2 separate regions of the Homo sapiens genome follow, and region 2 is linked to region 1. Evidence: chromatin contacts called from ENCODE Hi-C or POLR2A ChIA-PET data. All regions are on one chromosome and are shown on one strand. Each heading gives the region's core, a stretch centred on a gene start or an enhancer-like site at or near the end of the contact. The rest is flanking DNA. Distances are from core to core; before and after follow the strand shown.

What was found. A loop is a pair of places that touch in the nucleus more often than their neighbours do. ChIA-PET counts read pairs that join two places held with the same protein, here RNA polymerase II (POLR2A). Pooled maps may share reads with other maps.
Region 2: a pooled map shows a loop between it and region 1 (2.2-fold over the local background). The contact joins two enhancer-like sites. A Hi-C loop is called at or near these places in 2 of 50 pooled maps. POLR2A ChIA-PET finds 5 or more read pairs at or near these places in 4 of 52 experiments (A673, H1, WTC11 and 1 more).

The regions. Positions count from the first base shown.
Region 1 is chr10:35,376,031-35,381,929 of GRCh38, reverse strand. The region is part of intron 1 of CCNY (cyclin Y); the gene reads right to left. Among named protein-coding and RNA genes, the nearest start is that of CCNY, 42 kb to the right of the region's middle. RefSeq lists a silencer at 2,235-2,529. Within about 2 kb of position 2,574, at least 18 of the 41 ENCODE cell types and tissues checked have a DNase peak (open chromatin) inside an H3K27ac peak, as active enhancers do.
Region 2 is chr10:35,298,193-35,304,091 of GRCh38, reverse strand. It overlaps LOC107984220 (a long non-coding RNA gene), which reads left to right. Exons shown (of 3, transcript XR_007062113.1): 2 at 4,833-5,018. It also overlaps a transcript of CCNY not described here. Among named protein-coding and RNA genes, the nearest start is that of CCNY-AS1, 35 kb to the left of the region's middle. RefSeq lists a silencer at 3,527-3,576 and an enhancer at 3,299-4,498. Within about 2 kb of position 3,776, at least 3 of the 41 ENCODE cell types and tissues checked have a DNase peak (open chromatin) inside an H3K27ac peak, as active enhancers do.

The sequences.
Region 1 (5,899 bases), core at 1,325-3,824:
TATTTTTGCACTTACCAAGCAAAAATATTACACCTCATGGTTTGCATTCTGTTTCACTGTTGTAATTTTTAAGGACTCTTGGACAAAAACTCCAAGTGATCAAACAGAGTGACAATTATAGTCATCAGTAACACTATCATTTATTTCAAATCTACTGTTTAAAAACAGATATACGTAATACTACAGAGTTAAATACACAAGACTGTCCTAAGCAAGCTTTCTGAACAATTCTAAAGTCTTAAGAAGTTACTCTGGAAATGAATGCAAGCAGCTGAATCCCCATGTGTTTAGGGCTAATCTGACACCAGGAGTGTCAGATTTAACCTCCATGTTGCATACAGTATTTCTTTTTTTTTTTTTTTTTGAGACGGAGTCTCACTCTGTCACCCAGGCTGGAGTGCAATGGCACAATCTCAGCTCACCGCAACCTCCACCTCCCGGGTTCAAGCAATTCTCCTGTCCCAGCCCACCCCCTCCAGTAGCTGGGATTACAGGCACGTGCCACCACATCCAGATAATTTTTTGTATTTTTAGTAGAGACGGGGTTTCACCATGTTGGCCCGGCTGGTCTCAAATTCCTGACCTCAGGTGATCCACCCGCCTCGGCCTCCCAAAGTGCTGGGATTACAGGCATGAGCCATGGCGCTCGGCCTACAGTATCTATTAAAGGCTAAGTACTCAAGAAGTACTCACTTGAAGCTTACGTATCTATTATTAAAACTCAATAAAGCAATTATTTAGAACACCAACAAAAGATTTTGGGGGAAAGAATATCACCGACATTGTTTAGAACTGCAGGCAAAATTCTAGACATTTAGACTTTACAGGCAGACTTCTGGATGCTTTTATTACTGTTATTAAATCCTCCACAGACAATGCACCCCTCATCACCAGCACTGGAGCAGACCACTCCCACCACCCCAGCCTTGGGATGCCGCTGTCTGCCTATCAGAGTTAAAATGGTACTCGGACGCTTCAAGCCCAGAAAGTCAGTTGCAAAAGAATCAAAAGAATAAAGGAAAGAGAAAAGCCACAGAAAATCACAATAAAAGAAACAACGAAGGAGTGAGATCTCTTGGTTCCACTTCTAGCCTGACCTCAGCTGACCGTGTATGTCAGGCAAACTTTAAAACTTCTCCAGGCAGTGCAGCAGAGAGGGTGAAGTCACAGGCGGCTGGCTGCGGACTGGGAGACCCCAGGCAAGGTTCTTAATCTCTCTGGGCCTGTCAGTTTTCTCATCTTCAAGAGAGGAAATATATTTGTATCTAACCCCAAAAGGCTATTGGGAGGTGATAAAAGTAAAGCATGTGAAGTGCTCTATATGTGATAGTTGTACCTGGGCAATATCTTAAAATTACTAAATCTGGGTGAAATATAGAGACTCATCGTACTATTATCTTTAATTCTGTATAGTTTTGAAACTTTCTGAAATAAATGTTTGAAGTTAGTTATTATCAGGTTCCTTAAATACAACACGTAAGAGAAATAATCACCTCCAAGGTCTCTTTGGGCTTTAAAACTCTCTGATACATTCCACACTGGAAGGATAGGATTCCCAGGTGGAAATCAGGAGTGGGAGAGAAAGGGAAAGACATTAGAGAAATAAGCTGTGACCACCAGTCACCTCCTCAAGTAATCACTGCATAATCAATGTTTCACACATAAATGCTTCAATGATTGGACCCTGAGCTGACTCCAAGCATTCATTACAAAATACAAACCAAAATGGGAGCAGCACTTCCAGATCCAAGCCCTCGAGGATCTAAGACTGGTACCTGGCAGCCTCCTTAACCCAGTATCTGTTGGAGTTCAAGTCCTACTCGCTTCCAAAACAACATCTTCCAAGTGTAACCTAACCAATATCTGGGACAGTGTTCCAAGTCCAAACGTTCGAAACACAAAGTAGTCCTCCCATACAAACTGTTGACTAGTTCACATTTTTTTACTGCGCTGAGTGGAATGCTTCATATGACAGCCTGGGACTGATGAGTACTAAAATTCCTGGAGATGACAGCTATGTTTCTCCTCCTTGTGTGGTAAAGTGGGATTTCAAAGCCTCCAATAGACGGCTCCATCATCTGTTGGCCCAGCTAAGTTTCCTCCCAACAACTCTCAGGGTAAAAGGAAAGAAGGGGTAGGGGGTGGATAAAGGCAAAGGCAAGCACGAGAGAATTCTCAGTAAAAGAAAGCAACATCCCTGCATTCAGGGCCTTCCTGCACCACATTATCTTCTTTTCCCACAAGCTTCGCTTTGTTCTCAATAGGCCAACATTCTAAATCAGCTGAAACACATCACTTCGTCACCAGGAGGAAATGTGGAGTTCCAGGATATGCAGAGCTGTGATCATGCAGACTTCAGCTAAGTCAACAAGTTCTGCCAGTAGCTCACTCAATCACTTCCCTCGCTGGTTCTAAGTCTTGAATTTAGAATCAAATTGCTACTTGCTAGATCCCTTGAGAAAAGATGTCATTTCCTGTAATACAGAGTCTGGCTCCATTTCTGACATCTGACTGCTGTTTTCAGGCCCCACCGCTCCCCACCTTCCCCTTCTGCCCCCATCTGGGCAAGCTGATAAGAAAGCCTGGGGCCCCCTCCTTTGGCACTTGCAGGAAGTTCAAACCATCCAGGTCCAGGGGGGCAGGGAAGGAAGCCTTCGACCAGCCCCAACCCCTAATCATGTAAAAGCCAAGCCAGTCTCCTTTCCCTGCTCTCTCAAGACACTTTTGGACCCGAGAGCCTGCCTGCTCTCCCCCAAAAGCTTTACTATGTGAATAATTCACCTTTTCTTACTCTCTTGGTACATCGTGAGGTCTCATCAGGCTGACACGTGAACCAAACTTTGTGTGGGTCCATCCCACCTCTGTACAGTGGCAACAGCATTTCCCAAAGTAAAAGACCCTGCATACTCCTTTCAACCTTCATCCAAAAATGCATTGGTGCATCAACTCCACCAATGTCTCCCTTGACTCTGGCCATGAGAAACCTCTGTCTCAGCTTCTCACCAATAAAGCAAGCCTAGTGCAGTTGCAAACAAACCAGCATAAGTTAGGAAGCAGAGGCTCAGGACAGGTACCCATTCCACCCCTAACTAACCAGATGACTCTAGACAATTCCACTGCCATTTCTGGGTCTCATTTCCCTCACCTACTAAAGAAGTGTAACAGTACACCCTCTGTGCCTAACTAGTAAGATCATGGTAAGGATCGAACGGGGCAGGATGTGGAACAGCACTCTGCAAGCCATCCTGACTCACACATATTCTAACTCCCCCAGCACGTCCCGGGCTTCATCTCCCTCGCCCAACACTCAGCTCTGCTCTTCTACTGTCCTTCTAGCTCCGTGCTCAAACAGAAAAACCCTCCTAACTTTTCTCAACACACATACACCCCACCCTAGCCAAAAAAGCAACCACCGAGGGCTCCGGTAACCTCTTCTAGGAAGTCACCCATATAGACAACTTAGCACCAGCACTCTATTCTCACAAATTCTCCCAAAAAATCCTTTTTTCTTTTATATTGTAAAACAGTCAAGATCACACCCGCTGAAGCCAACCAAAAAGACACAGGCTCTCATCACACAGAAGTCAGAATTCTGGAAAACTCGTATCTACCACCATGAGCTTGAAAGCTTCCCAATAATTAAGACTTCTGAGGAGGTCAGGGATGATATTAGCAAATGTGATTTTAGACAGAATAATGAAATGAGTCAATATTTGGAAGATCTGCATAAATTAGTGAACCAATACTTTCCCAAATGACAAAGCATGATGACACAAAATCTTGCATGTGGTAAAAGGTCCATTTAAAGTATAAGACAGATCAATAAACTTTAACATAAATGATTTCAGATTCCACAGTGCAACTAACCTTTAATAAATTACCATTTGTCACATTTTGAGGTAGTGTCAAAGAATATCCATGTTATCTTAAAAGTCCATAAAACAATACTCCTTTCTTTTCCAATCACATCTGTGTAAGGCTGAATTTTCTTCACATACTTTCACAAAGCAACATAGCACAAAAGACTGACACAGAAGCACATATGATGTTCTTGCTGCCTCCTACTAACCAGACATTAAAGATATAATAGAAATGTAAGGTAATGCTACTCTTCTTACTTAATTTTTTGTTTTGAAGATTTTTTAAAATAAAAATGTATGTTAACATATAATGGTTACATTATAATGTTATTTTTTAAATTAGTATATTTTTATTACAAGTTTTAATTTCTAATATGATATCTACAGACATAAAAATTCTTCTCTACAATTTCCATTATTGAGTTGTAATTCACATGCCATCAAATTCACCACTTAAATAGGTACAGTCATGCTTCCTTAATGACAGGGATATGTTCTGAGAAATGTATTGTTAGGTAATTTTGTTGCTGTGCAAACGTCATAGAGTGTACTTACACAAACCTAGATAGTCATAGCCTACTTCACACTTGGTTATATAGGACAGCCGGTTGTTCATAGGCTACAAATCTGTACAACATGTTAATGCCCTGAATATTATGGGCAATCGTAACACAATGCTAAGTACTTGTGTATCTAAATATAGAAAAGGTACAGTAAACATATGGTATAAAAGATTAAAAATGGTACACCTGCATAGGGTACCAATCATGCATGGAGCTTGCAGGACTGGAAGTTGCTCTAGGTCAGTCAGCAAGTGAGTGCTGAGTCAATGTGAAGGCTGAGGACATTACTGTACACTACTGTCAACTGTATAAACACTGTACACTTAGGCTACACTAAATATATATTTTTTTAAAAAGTAATTATACTATGACATTACGGCAACACTCAGCGATAGGAATTTTTCAGTTCCATTATAATCTTATGGGACCACCATTGCATATGCAGTCAATCCTTGACCAAAACATCATTATGTGGTGCCTAACTGTACAATTCAGTGGTTTTTAGTACATTCACAAAGTTGTACAATCATCACTGCTATGTAATTCCAAAACATTTTCATCACCCTAAAAAGAAACCCCAAACCCTTTAGCAGTCACTCCCATCCTCTTCTCCCCCCATCTCTGGCAACTACTAACCTACTTCCTGTCTCTATTAGATTTCCCTGTTCTGGACATTTCATATACGTGAAATCGTAATATATGTGGCTTTTTATGACTGGCTTCTTTCACCTACCATAATGTTTTAAAGGTTCACCCATGTTGTATCAGGTATCATTACTTCCCTCCTTTTAACGGCTAAATAATACAGGCTGAGCATCCCTCATCTGAAATGCTTAGGACCAGAAATGTTCTGGATTAAAGGCTTTTTCGGATTTGGGAACATATGCATTATATGCTTATCAGCTGGCCATCCCTAATACAAAAATCCAAAATCTGAAATGCTCCAATGAGTGTCTCCTTTGAGCATCATGTTGGCACTCAAAGTTTTAGATTTTGGAGCATTTCTGATTTTGGATTTTCAGATTAGGAATGCTCAACCTGTATCCCATTGTATGGATATACCACATTTTGTTTATCCATTCATCCACTGATGGACATTTGAGTTGTCTTCACCTTTTGCCTATCACCAATAATGCTGTGTACATTTGTGTATACATTTTGTATAAACATGTTTTCAGTTATCTTCGGCATACACCTAAGAGTGGCACTGCTGCGTCATACGGTAACTTCATGTTTAACTTTTTGATGAACTATCAAACTGTTTTCCTCAGTGGCTGCACCATTTTATACCAGCAATGTATGAGAGTTTCAATAATTTTTAACACTATACATGGTGTCCTGTGACCAAAAAGTTTAATAACTGCTGTGCCAGGTTGAGGGATGCTGAGATAAAAGTCTCCTTCCGTATGAGGTCATCATGTGCTACAGGAGCTCAGGCTTAGAGACAGAATACCTGAGCCACGACCCCTCAGAGCT
Region 2 (5,899 bases), core at 2,527-5,026, 79 kb after region 1:
GAAGCCCATTCACGGGTGCAGGAGACGGAGAAACTGGAGCATGTGGCTAGCACCCAGCAGGTATCAGGAATGGTCTTTCCTTTCTTCCTAATTAGCTCTAATTCCAGGCTGACTGTGATGGGTGGATAAAGAGTGGTGGATCTTAGTGTTTTCCCCACATCGTAATCTGTGCTCTTGTTTGTCTTTTAATCTATTAGGAAAATTTGAAAGACTAGGTTTTTTTCTATTTGACATAGATCTACCTTTCTTTCTTTCCTTCCTTCCTTCTTTCCTTCCTTCCTTCCTTCCCTCTTTTTTTTTTTTTTTTTTTTTTTGAGACGGAGTTTCGCTGTTGTCGCCCAGGCTGGAGTGCAATGGTACGATCTCGGCTCACCGCAACCTCCGCCTCCCAGGTCCAAGGGATTCTCCTGCCTCAGCCTCCTGAGTAGCTGGGATTACAGGCATGCACCACTACATCCAGCTAATTTTGTATTTTTAGTAGAGATGGGGTTTCTCCATGTTGGTCAGGCTGGTCTCGAACTCCCGACCTCAGGTGATCTGCCCACCTCGGCCTCCCAAAGTGCTGGGATTACAGGCACGAGCCACCATGCCTGGGCTTCTTTCCTCTTTCTTTTTAAGAAACATGGTCTTTCGCCTGTAATCCTAGCACTCTGGGAGGCTGAGGCGGGAGGATCACCTGAGGTCGAGAGTTCAAGACCAACCTGATCAACATGGAGAAACCCCGTCTCTACTGAAAATACAAAATTAGCCAGGCGTCATGGTGCATGCCTGTAATCCCAGCTACTCGGGAGGCTGAGGCAGGAGAATTGCTTGAACCCAGGAGGTGGAGGTTGCGGTGAGCCGAGGTCATGCCATTGCACTCCAGCCTGGGCAACAAGAGTGAAACTCAGTCTCAAAAAAAAAGAAACAGGATCTTACTCTGTCACCCATGCTGGAGTGCAGTGGTGCAGTCATGGCTCACTGCAGCCTGGAATCCCTGGGCTCAAGTGATCTTCCTGCCTCAGCCTCCCAAATAGCTGAGACTACACATCCCAGGTAATTATTTTTATTTTTATTTTTGTAGAGACAGGGTCTCACTATGTTTCCCAAGCTGGTCTGGAATTCCTGACCTCAAGCAATCTTCCTGCCTCGGCTTCTCAAAGTGCTGGGATTACAGGCATGAGCCACCGTGCCCAGCCTCCTTACCTTTATAATTTCTAATAAATATTGTTTTGGTTATACTGAATAAGCATGCCATACTAACAAGAAGCTTTTAGGCTAGCATGTCTCAAAATGTTTTAGCAATTTTCTACTCAGCCTTATGTGTTCATGATCTCTCTGCTCTTGCTACTAATTGAGAAATTAATATTGTTCTCAGTGGCTATGATGTAGATTGAATTGTTCAGCCACAGATTTTTCATCCTGAGATGCCCTTGGGTGCCTGCTAGTTGTTTTTCTTAGGTTGGCTGTTTTGTTCTTCATCTTAAAATATTAACATGTCGGGGCGGGCGCAGTGGCTCATGCCTATAATCCCAGCACTTTGGGAGGCTGAGGCAAGTGGATCGCCTGAGGTCAGGAGTTCGAGACCAGCCTGGCCAACATGGAGAAACCCCGTCTCTACCAAAAATACAAAAATTAGCCAGGCATGGTGGTGCATGCCTGCAGTGCCAGCTCCTCAGGAGGCTGAGACAGGAGAATCACTTGAACCCAGGAGACGGAGGTTGCAGTGAGCCGAGATCGCGCCACTGCACTCCAGCCTGGGTGACAGAGCAAGACTCTGTCTCAAAAAAAAAAAAAAAAAATTAAGATGTCAAAGTATTAACCTGCTGTTTTGATAGAAAAATAGCAATGAGGATGGGCGTGGTGGCTTACACCTGTAATCCCAGCACTCTGGGAGGCCGAGGCAGGTGGGTCATGAGGTCAGGAGATCGAGACCATCCTGGCCAACATGGCAAAACCCCATCTCTACTAAAAACACAAAAATTAGCCAGGCGTGGTGGCGTGTGCCTGTAGTCCCAGCTACTCAAGAGGCTGAGGCAGAGAATCGCTTGAACCTGGGAGGCGGAGGTTGCAGTGAGCCGAGATCACGCCATTGCACTCCAGCCTGGACGATAAGAGCAAAACTCCGCCTCAAAAAATAAATAAATAAATAAATAAATAAAATAAAAAATAACAATGAAGGCTGGGCGGGGTGACTCACACCTGTAATCCTAGCATTTTGGGAGGCCGAGGCGGGCAGATCGCTTGAGCCCAGGAGTTTGAAACCAGCCTGGGCAACATATTGAGACTATGTCTACAAAAAATACAAAAATTAGCTAGGCATGGTGGCATGCACCTGTAGACCTGTCCCAGCTACTCAGGAGGCTGAGGCAGGAGGATCACTTGCGCCCAGGGAGATCAAGTCTTCTGTGAGCCGTGATCATGCCACTGCTCTCCAGGCCTGGGTGACAGTGAGACCCTGTCTCAAAACAAAGCAAAACAAAAGACAGCGATGAAAACAGGCTTCCAATAAAAAAAATAAGAAAAGACTGCTAATTTGTCAGGCTCAAATATCCCATGTGTTCAGGGAGTAAGAGAAATACCGTGCATAAAAGCTCTATACAGCCAAGAACATCTGCAAATTGATTATCACAGTTTGCCATGGACTACATGGAAGTGAAGTGACTTCATTTTACCTTCACTCTCCTAGGTAGGATATAAACAATTCTATTATGAAACATTTCCAGGAAAGTCTTCACACTGTCTCTCAGACAACTCTTTCTAGTGTTAATGGAAATAGATAACACATTTCAACCCATATTCAAAACTGGACCTTCCATCATGTCTACACACATTGGCCATATATTTGTTAAACAAGGAATATTATGCTTGTATTTAGGCAAAAATAGCTCCGAAAGCTAATATATGTTGTAGTTAAGATCTCAGCCCTGGTGCCAGATTATCTGAGTTTGAATCCTTGTGTGATCTCTCTAAAGCATCTTTTCTCCTATTTAAATGGGTATAATAGTCGGGCACAGTGGCTCACCCCTATAATCCCAGCACTTTAGGAGGCCGAAGCGGGCGGATCACTTGAGGTCAGGAGTTTGAGACCAACCTGGCCAACATGGTGAAACCTCGTCTCTACTAAAAATATAAAACAAATTAGCCAGGCATGGTGGTGGCCGCCTGTAATCCCAGCTACTTGGGAGGCTGAGGCAGGAGAATCACTTGAACCTGGGAGGCAGAGGTTGCAGTGAGTTGAGATTGCACCACTGCACTCCAGCCTGGGTGACAAGAGCAAAACTCCATCTCAAAAATAATAATAATAATAATGGAATGAATATTAGAATACTAGCTTGAATAAATAATAGAGCTTACATTAGAAGTCTTAACAAACAGCATATTTACTTTGAAAATGCTCTAAGCAGTATGTCTGCAAGCACATGTAACCCACTGAGTAAAGCAGTTGTTAAGCAGAAAATAAACATAGATTTTTAATGAACCATGTGGCAATGATACATAAAAAATAAATTGTATAAGCGAATGCAAAAATAAAGATCTAAGAAAAACAAATATGAGACAAGACTACTGCTTCTGGCCATGAAGCAGTAACTGGTACTGGACTTGCCCTACTGCAATAAACAGCAGGACGCTAGAGAAGATATATGAAACAATTGTTTCAGACTCTGAACAACAGACAAAGCAGAACTGTAACCCCCGAGAGAAGTGAAACAAGGCAAGACCCACGATCACCCCAGCTTTCTTTCTGAAGCTGCTTTGCAGATTGTGATACAGGAGGGGAACTCAGGCAGGGCGTGGCATCTCAGGCAGGGCGTGGCAGCCTTGCTGCTTTGATGAGACAGAGCAGAAGTAGGGATGAGGGAGGGCAGCTGGAATTTCCAGGGCGGGGTACCACAGATGAGTAAGCTAGACAGAGCAAGAGCTCGAAATCCACATGGGAGCCCTCTTACATCTTTGGCTCACGCACAACGTAAAACTCTGCGAGGCCAAGCAAAGAGCATCTACTAGGAAACTGTAAGAGGAGCAGTCCCCAGAGATCTGAGAGATGTTCAGGTTCTGAAAAGACAAAGCCTAAAGACCTCGAAAGGATACTGTTCTGAAAACTTACGTGATTGTAGGAGTGGCATCATATTATTTGAAGGTACACTGATAAACTGAAGATGTATTCTGTAAACCTACAGCAACAATTGTTTTTAAAAAAGGAGTGTTATTCACCAATGGAGAATATAAAATGAAATACTGAAAAATACTCAACTAATCCAAAAAGGCAGGAAAAGAAGAAAAAAATAAAAACATATGGTATAAATAGAAAACAAACAGCAAGACAGTAGATTTAAACCTAACCGTATCAGTAATTATACTAAATGTATATGAATTAAGCATTCCAATTATAAATCAAAGATTATCCAATTGGGTAATAAAGTAAGGTCTGACTCTCTGGTGTCTACAAGAAATCCACTTTATACAGACACAAGAATGTTAAAAGTAAAAGGATGAAAAAAGGTAAACATGAGACATAAGAAAGGTGGATTGACTGTATCCATTTCTGGCAAAACACACTTTAGGACAAGAAATATTACCAGACATAAGGAGGGACATTTCACAATGATAAACTATCAAGTCACTAAGAAAAAATAACATTCCTAAATGTGAATGCACCCAGTTGTAGAACTTCAAAAGACTTGAAGCGAAAACTGACAGAATTTGAAAGGGGAAAAAGACAAATCCATAATTTAAGTTGCATATTTCACCACCTTCTCTTGTATTGATAGAAATAGCAGACAGAAAACTGGTATGAATACAGAAGACTTGAACAGCACTATCAACTAACTGGATCCAATTAACTTTTACAGAACGCTCCACCCTGCAATGGCAGACTAAACAGTGTTTTCAGTGCAGATGGAACGTTCATCATATGCTGGGCCATGAAACTAGTCTCAATAAATCCAGCAGGATTGAAATCACATACCGGGCTTCTCCAACAAAATGCAATTTAATTAGAAATCAGTAACTGAAACTGGAACTCTTCTACACTGCTGGTAAGAATGTGAAATGTTACAATCACTTTGAAAACAGTTGTCAGTTTTTTTAAATAATGAAGTCAAACATATAAACAATTGCACTTCTTGGTATTTACCTAAGAAGAATGAAAACATATGCTCATACAAAACATACACATAAATGATTTTAATCATCTTTATAATTTTCAAAAACTGGAAACAACCAACCAAATATTCATCAATAGATAACTTGATAAACTAACTACAGTTACAAAAAAACAACAACAACAAGGCCAGGTGCAATGGCTCATGCCTGTAATCTCAGCACTTTGAGAGACTGAAGTGCAGCACCACATGAAGCCAGGAGTTTGAGACCAACCTGAGCAACATAGTGAAACCCTGTCTCCGCAAAAAATTAAATAAAAAAAATTAGCCAGACGTGGTGGCCCTCACTTGTAGTCCTAGCTACTCAGGCGGCTGAGGCAAGGAAGAGTGCCTGAGCCCAGGAGTTTGAAGCTGCAGTGAGCCATGATTGTGCCACTGTACTCCAGCCTGAGAAACAGAGCAAGACCCTGTCTCTGTTTTTTAAAAAAGAAAAGAATGGAATAATACTCAACAATACAAATGAGCAAAGTACTAACACATACAACATTGATAAATCCCTGAAACATGCTGAAAGGCCAGACATAAAGAGTATATTGTTATGATTACATTTATAGAAAATTCTAGAAAATGTAAAACTAATCAATAGTGACACAAAGCAAATCAGTCATTCCCTGGTGCCAAGAGTTGGGTTGGGATTGTTGCAAGGAGATATGAAGGAACTTTGGGGGATGATGGAAATGTTCTATATCTTGAATATGGTGAGATTATATTTGTGAAAACTCATTGAAAGGTGCACCTAAAATGGGTGTGCTTAT